2 separate regions of the Homo sapiens genome follow, and region 1 is linked to region 2. Evidence: chromatin contacts called from ENCODE Hi-C or POLR2A ChIA-PET data. All regions are on one chromosome and are shown on one strand. The core of a region is the stretch at or near the end of the contact, and the rest is flanking DNA. Distances in the headings are between cores, read along the strand shown. Region 1 holds the start of HOMEZ (homeobox and leucine zipper encoding). Region 2 overlaps SLC7A8 (solute carrier family 7 member 8).

Region 1 (3,933 bases), core at 469-2,968, 120 kb before region 2:
CAGAGTGAGACCCAGTCTCAAAAAATAAAATAAAAATAAAAATAAATTTTTTTAAATAGAAAGGTTCAGACTGCTCTGACGGTATTTTAATTTACAGCTTACATACAGGTAGTGGGGGTTCAGTATGTGCTCAGAAGTTACCTCAAATTTGCTCATAAGTTACATTAAAGCAGAATCACATAAAAGTTTGGGTGTAAGAGAACATTTGGTTATAGATTACAGAGGCAACATCCCTAACCCCATTAGACATCATCTTATGTGCAGGAAAAGGCAAGGACTAGGGTCATTTATCTTTTATTATTATTATTATTATTATTATTATTATTATTATTAAATTTTTAGAGGCAGGGTGTCACTCTGTTGCCTAGGCTGCAGTGCAGTGGTGCAATCATAGCTCACTACAGCCTACAACTCCTGGGCTCAAATGATCCCCCTGCCTCAGCCTCCTGAGTAGTTACAAGTGCATGCCACCAAGTCCAGCTAATTTTTAAATTTTTCTGTAGAGACAGGGACTCGCTATGTTGCCCTTGCTGGTCTTGGATCCTAGCCTCAAGCAGTCCTCCCTCTTTGGCCTCCCAAAGCGTTGGGATTAGGTTTATGAGCCACTGCGCCCAGCCCATTTATCTTTTAAGGAATATAGCGACTCAGGCAAGAGACATAGAGGACTGTGTGCCCTATCCTGTTTTGTCTTCAAAGGATCTTTCCAGAGACGTCAGAGTCAGAGGCTTTGTGAAATTATGTTGCCAAACAGAATTGAGCAAGCCTGTCTTCTTACATTTGTTACTCTGTCTCACAGAAGATGGGGAATCCTAAAATACAAATTTTGGCCCATAACTTCATACTGTGTGGGATACTGCTTTGTTGAAGTCCATTTTATTGGCATCCCTTTCTTTTTGTAAGTTAAAAAAAATTTTTTTGAGACAAGGTCTCGCTATGTTGCCCAGACTGGCCTCGAACTCTTGAAATCAAGTCATTCTCCCACCTCAGTCTTCATCCCTTTCTAGCTAGCGAAAAACAAATACTATGGAGAGCTCCGCGTCCTCTTTTCTAGGGCAGGGAGGGGAGCCTGAGGGTCTGGTAGGTCCCAATGAGGTGACTGCTCCAGCACTTCGTCTTTGGGAACATCTGTCTGGTGCCAGTTTGACCCGGGGAACGGCCTAAGTCGCCCGCAGGCTCCTAAGGTCCTCGTCTTTCCGGGTGGCAAGACATCTGATCCCTCTCGAGAACAAGTTCCCAGTTGCTTTAGGCGCTTTGTTACAGCTGACGCTGCTGGTGGCGGTTGGGCTCTCGGCTGGGAAAGGCGCAGCTCGTTTGTATGGCTCCGGAGGGGGCACTGAAAAGGTCTTCCTGGAGGGCTTCCTTCAGAAGGAAACAAATTGGGAGTTGTTGGCGGTCCAGACAGTTCAGCAAAGTGCAGTATCCCTCCTTGGGGAATTTCGGAAGGATCCTGGTCCGGTGTATTCCAAAGGTCCGGCGCCGATAGGTCGACGGTAGGGGGAGGTACCATGCACTGCAGCTTGGCCCCAGGGGACATCTTCCCTGCCCCACGCATCCAATAGATGACCCCAGCTGAGGCCCACGCAGCCAATACCTGACTTCAGCCGAGACCCACGCAGCCAATGGCCAGCCCAGTGCGCTTCGCCCGTGCCCGCCCGCCTGCGCCTACCAATCAGGACTCGGGCCACCTTGGCACCGCCTCTGGACGCCCACCCCACCCATCCGCCCCGCCTCCAACTTGCTCGAGCAGGGCTGGGTAGACCGGCGCGCTCCCGGGGACGGTGGGGGGGGCAGTCCCGGTTTCGGCCATCGCTGGGGTGGGCTCGGAGCGGCCGCACCGGGCAGCAACCCCACTCCCACTCGGAGGCCCCCTGCCCTCTCCCCCACTTCCCCCCGGCCCATGGTGCGAGGCTGGGAGCCGCCGCCCGGGCTGGACTGCGGTGAGTGATCCCCAGCCCCTTGGACTTCCCCTCCCAGCTCGTGTACGGTCTCCCACCTCTGGAGCCCCATCCCCGCGCTGGTGGGGGGATAATTCTAGGTTCGAAGTGGCCCGGTTCTCTCTTTTTTCTCCTCTGGACTTTTCGGTTCCCTCCCCTGTTGTAACTAGGGGAGGGTGAGTGTCTGTGTAGGGGAGGGCAAGAAGGTTGGGTTGGGGCGCCCTTGGCGAGAGTAGGATTGAGATTCGCCTGCCTCATGGGGCTTATCGTCCCAAGTGCAATAACTTTTTGTTCCCTGACCCAGTTCGGAGCCTTCTGGACTGCCTGTGAAATGGAGGATAGGAGAAACATTTCCTTCCCAGGCCCCCCCGCCACACAAACCCCCAACCCCCACGGCTACCTCCTGGCGACCTCAACACACGTGCAGAACCTGGCCTTGCTTCTGGGGATCAGTGGCCTTTGGGAATGAAAGGTTTAGAAGAAACTGCCCCTCTGACTCCCGTACCCAGCCATACTAAGAGAACCAACCAGGAAACTGAGAACCTGAGTCCTCTGGGGTTCCTAGTGTTGCGTCCTATTCTGAGACTCCTAAACTGAAAGAAGACTCAAGCTGAGACCTGTTTGGTAATGTGGGCCCCTATCAGGAGATTTTTTTTTTTTTTGTCATGTGAACCTCCTTCCCATCATACACTTGAAGCCCTTTTATATTACATGATTCGGTTAGTTGGTAGTAATTGAAAAAGCCAGATTGGGAATTTTAAAGATAATGCATACATATCTTAAACATTATAATTAAAAGTATATCCATTTCACCAATCTTTTGATGTAGTGGTGAGACTGTTTTTGTGTCTAAGACTGCTGTTCAGAGTTCCCAATTCTCTTTCCAGTATTAACTACACAGGGAGTCTCAAACCTGGCTGTACCCTGAGAACTTTTAAAAACTTTGGATGCCTGGACCCCAGTACAGACTATTGAACCTGAATGGGAAGGAGGGTGGCCTGGTTTTTAAGCTTCCCAGGTAATTCTAGTGTGCAGTCTGAGAGCCACTCAGGCACTTTCATCATCTTTGGTTTCCCGTTTTGCTTTATTTAAAGTGAAGTATGAATTTAGACACTTCTGAGTGCAGAGTACTTTTGAGATTAAGTCCCACCGCTCAATCTTTTACAGTTGTCTTGCTCACTCCCAACTCAACAATTTTTAAAATGCATACTCTTCCTTGCGTTATGTCTCTCCAAAACATTTGACTTAGTTTTCATAGGAGCAATTTTTTAAAAATCAGTATTCCTGAAGAAACAATTTTTAATGCAGTGATTTTTCATAGGTTTAACATGAGGTTTAATTACATTATTATATAGACACTGAAAAATATGGACATAAGCAGGTTTGTAATCACACAAAACTGGCCCCAGGACACAGGACAACTGAATGAAGCAGATGATTTTGGCGCACTAGTAGCAGCCTACTTAGCCTTTAGTTTCCAGTGTACTGTGGGTATTGGTCATGTAATCCAGTGGCTCAGTTAAGCCAGGCTCCTGGCCCAGTTGAGCATCCCTCCCTTCCACTCTTTCCAACTAATATCACAAATACTTTGTCCCTTCTAGACGCACTTGAATTCTTGAGTATTCCATCAACTCTTTACGTTCATTCACATCAAACTGTTCATCTTTAAGTGATTATCACTATTGCCTTTGTTAAGTTGGAAGGATATGAGGCAGTAAGCCTTAACCTGGCTTCTTGGCAGCAACTAAAGCCCCTGAGTTTATTGTGTAAGTGTGAATGTTTATTTTGGGAAGGTTAGTCATAACTTTCTGAGGGTCTGTAACTTTTGTCTGATTCTCAAAGAGGTTCATGAACTAAAAAGTTAAGAAGCATATAAGCTGAATATCACTATAAGTCTTTAAGGCCCTTAAAACTGTATCCCCAAACACATTTCAGGAGTGCTTCAGATTGTCTCTAAATAAAGATTTAGGGAATTCTAAAGGATCATATCTCATCTCCC
Region 2 (3,664 bases), core at 1-2,500:
TTCAAATATTTGTCTACCTTCATAAGCAGAAAAATCTTAAATCCTTCTTATTCCCAAGCGTAGTCTTCCTTATTTCCTTTAGGGGAAATGGAAACCAGCTCCACACCTGTCCCGCTGCAGTGTCCCTTTCCTCCTAGCTGTGAAGGCCATGTGGAGCTGCCATCCCTCTGCCCGGCAGGGTGCACACGTACATGCATTAGCTATAACAAACTTCCTCTCTCCCTTTCCTTATACCTGACACTCCCAGCTGCTTTGAGTCTGTGTACAGAGGTTCTGTTTTCCGGTTTGTTGAATACTTTTTTTTTTTAATCCACTTCTATAGGCCCCTCAAATCCTCTCTTCTTTTTTTGAATTTTATGGCAGGCCATACCAGATAAGCATCCAATCCTCTCATACGGTATTCAGTAAAACAAGAACCAAGCTGTCAGGAAGGCTTGGTAGATGCTTTTTTTTTTTTTTTTTTTAGATGGAGTCTCACTCTGTCACCCAGGCTGGAGTGTAGTGGCGCCATCTTGGCTCACTGCAACCTCCGCCTCCCGGGTTCAAGCGATTCTCCTGCCTCAGCCTTCCAGGTTGCTGGGATTACAGGCATAAGCCACCATGCCCAGCTAATTTTGTATTTTTAGTAGAGATGGGGTTTCCCCAAGTTGGTCAGACTGGTCTCAAACTCCTGACCTCAAGTGATCCACCCGCCTCAGCCTCCCAAAGTGAGGCCACTGCGCCCGACTGGTAGACGCTATCTTTCATTAAATGCTGGTACTTTTTATTCCAGCACCCCTCCCACCCACCCACCTACCCCCACCATCATCCAGCCCTCCTCATCCTCTTAGCAGGGGCCAGGCAAGCCAGCTACATAAAATAAGCCCAGCCTGTGTCTCTTTTGAGAGACGCAGTAGAGAGTTCCGGTGTGGCGTAAACATATGCACATGGGGAACTCTGCTTCCTGCTGTCCTGTGGCGACATGCTGATGACTGTGAAGCGAGAGGTTTTGAGGAAAGGCCACCCTCTGTGGAGAGGTCATTGGTGTATAATGGAGGGCACTGGAGGACAGGGCACAGGGCCCAGCAGGGAGAGCCTGTGTGGTAAAGCCCGTGGCGAGGGTTTGCTGGGGGAGGGAGGAGATGAGGCCAAGTCTGGTTCCATGGTGGGGCTGTTTTGGAGGAGAACTGATGAGAAATGAAGTTGGGAGGAGCCAGGTGGTGGGGGTGGAGAGGTGGAAAGAACCTGCTGAAACTGGCTTGCCTGCCGGATCCTGAGCGGGTCGGGGAGAGGAGAGGGAGAGGGAAGGAACTGCAGACTTGGATCACACTTATGCAACTGCAGCTGCCACTTCGAGTTATTCTATTATTTAGGTCAAAGCTGATTACTCACTGCTGAGTCAGCAGAATATCCCTAGCCACCCAGCAGTAAAAAAAGAAAAGAAAAAAAAGAGAGAGAGAGAGAGAAAGTATTTTACATTTTAATTAAATAAAAAGCCTTTCTCTCTTCTCCAGAACAAGTATATTAGTGGGAGTGGAGGGAGTTAGGAGGGGACTGGGAAGTGTTAGAACTTGGTTTTGATACCTTTTGTGATCTGCTTGTGTGTTTTTCTCCTTTTGTATTATTTCATGAGTAAATGACTATATTCCCCATATAAAAGATCCAAGTAAGATATAGAGCCAGCAGCGATAGCCGCCCTTATCATCAGCCGCTGGCCAGTAGCTGCAGTCCTAGTGGATAGTTCTAAATAAAGTGCATCTATTACTGTACAACTCTGGCTGCATGGACCTATGTACTGACAGGTTATTCCTACAGCGTGCCCTTTTTTTTTTTTTTTTTTAAGACGGAGTCTCCCTCCGTCACCCAGGCTGGAGTGCAGTGGCGCGATCTCGGCTCACTGCAAGCTCTGCCTCCCGGGTTCACGCCATTCTCCTGCCTCAGCCTCCCGAGTAGCTGGGACTATAGGCGCCCGCCACCACGTCCGGCTAATTTTTTGTGTTTTTAGTACAGACAGCGTTTCACCTTGTTAGCCAGAATGGTCTCGATCTCCTGACCTCGTGATCCACCCGCCTTGGCCTCCCAAAGTGCTGGGATTACAGCTGTGAGCCACCCCCACCCGGCCTACAGCTTGCCGTTTTATCCTGTAGCCACATCTTTTGGCTGTTACCTGGGTCTCTAGTTGTAAACAAAGCATCCACAATGATCCAGAGGAAGCACTGGGTCCAGGGGACACCCTTTCCCAGGCTTCCATCTGTGCATCTGTGCAACTCTGCATTTTCCTTTGGGATCCGTTTGCTCCCCATTCTCTTGGAGACTGGATCACCTTTCATTCAGTCCCCTCCTGGCCTCCTTCCTCTCATTTGGGGTTGGAGTCATGTCCAGCACCTGAAGTGGAATCAATTCTTTTTATTCAAGTTCCCCACTTCTCCCTGAATGTCTTGACCTAAAGAAGTTCCTTCTCCTTCCTCACCCTCAGGAGAAAGAAATATCCTGTATGCATCTCTCAAGGAAAAAATGCTTCTAATCTTGTTTTCTATCTTTCTACTGAGATTCCTAAGAGGCTAGCTTTTTCCAGGGCTTCAGATAGCTCTTCTTCCTTGAGCTATTTGGAAAGGAAAGGACTTCATGTGTTGCTTCAAACTCCTGAGTTGCTTTGCAATTCCTCTGCAGAAAGCCTCCAACTGCCTGGTGCAGAATGCTGTCACAGAGAAACTCGTGAGTTGTTTTGCAAGTCTCTTGCAAATTTAATCAATCCCTTGACCTCAGAGCATTCAATAGTCTTTCCTATCATCTAAATCCCTTAACCTCAGTTTATTTTCCCTTGAGCCTTCACATTCTCTACCCCCAAACTGCTCCTCCCCAGACACTAAACATTTTCCTTCAGATACCTGGGCAGCACTGCCTTCTTGCCCTTCCCTAGTCCCCAGAGAGTTCTTCGGGTATCCGATCAGCCTCGTTTATATGAATTCAGACAAATACAGACTGGCCTACATTTGATTCCCATATATCCAAGACTCCATTTTTCTCTGTACGCCTTCTAACTAGCCAGCATTTAAAATCTAAATGTATTGAAAATCTCTTGATTTTTACTCAATGGACAGTTTGACTAACATCTCATTTTTCATTTTTATGATGCATTAAGATGAAAATTATTCTGTAAGCAGATTTTTTTTGGAAAAGAGAAAGAAACTAAAAAAATCCATCAGCTAATTACCATACTGAACTCCTACACTAAGGGGAGATAAGGTATGATTTATAGAGTCTTAGAAAAGATTAGTCTAGTGAAGAGAATCGTATGCAAAAACACATCATTACAATACAATGTGATGGGGAAAAAATGTGGGCAACACAGAGAACGGGGCTTCAAAGTTGGGAAGACAGTGCTTGGAAAGGCTCCCAGCTTGAGCTAAATGTTGAAAGGTAAGTAGATTTTATCCAAGGAACAGGGAATCACTGAAAGATTTTGAGCAGAGGAGTCACATGATTAGGTTCACATTTGGGAAAGAAAAGACTGAAACTTGAAGCAGAGAGACAAGCAGGCTAGGCATTTGTCCAGGCCAGAGAGATGGTAGCCTGAACTAAGAATGAAGTAACAAGGATGGAGAGATGACAAAAACAAGAAAGATTTAGGAGTAGAATCAGCTGGACATATTGATTAATTGACTACTAAGGGAAGGAATCAAGT

What was found. A loop is a pair of places that touch in the nucleus more often than their neighbours do. ChIA-PET counts read pairs that join two places held with the same protein, here RNA polymerase II (POLR2A). Pooled maps may share reads with other maps.
Region 1: POLR2A ChIA-PET joins it to region 2 with 11 read pairs in activated T-cell. The contact joins the promoter of HOMEZ here to the enhancer-like site in region 2. A Hi-C loop is called at or near these places in 6 of 50 pooled maps. POLR2A ChIA-PET finds 5 or more read pairs at or near these places in 9 of 52 experiments (A673, GM10248, MCF 10A and 6 more).

What each region holds. Positions count from the first base shown.
Region 1 is chr14:23,283,917-23,287,849 of GRCh38, reverse strand. It overlaps HOMEZ (homeobox and leucine zipper encoding), which reads left to right and starts at 1,718. Exons shown (of 2, transcript NM_020834.3): 1 at 1,718-1,937. The coding sequence starts at 1,898. RefSeq lists an enhancer at 1,209-1,488 and a silencer at 1,579-1,988.
Region 2 is chr14:23,158,726-23,162,389 of GRCh38, reverse strand. All of the region lies in intron 3 of SLC7A8 (solute carrier family 7 member 8), which reads left to right. Among named protein-coding and RNA genes, the nearest start is that of SLC7A8, 23 kb to the left of the region's middle. Within about 2 kb of position 1,250, at least 22 of the 41 ENCODE cell types and tissues checked have a DNase peak (open chromatin) inside an H3K27ac peak, as active enhancers do.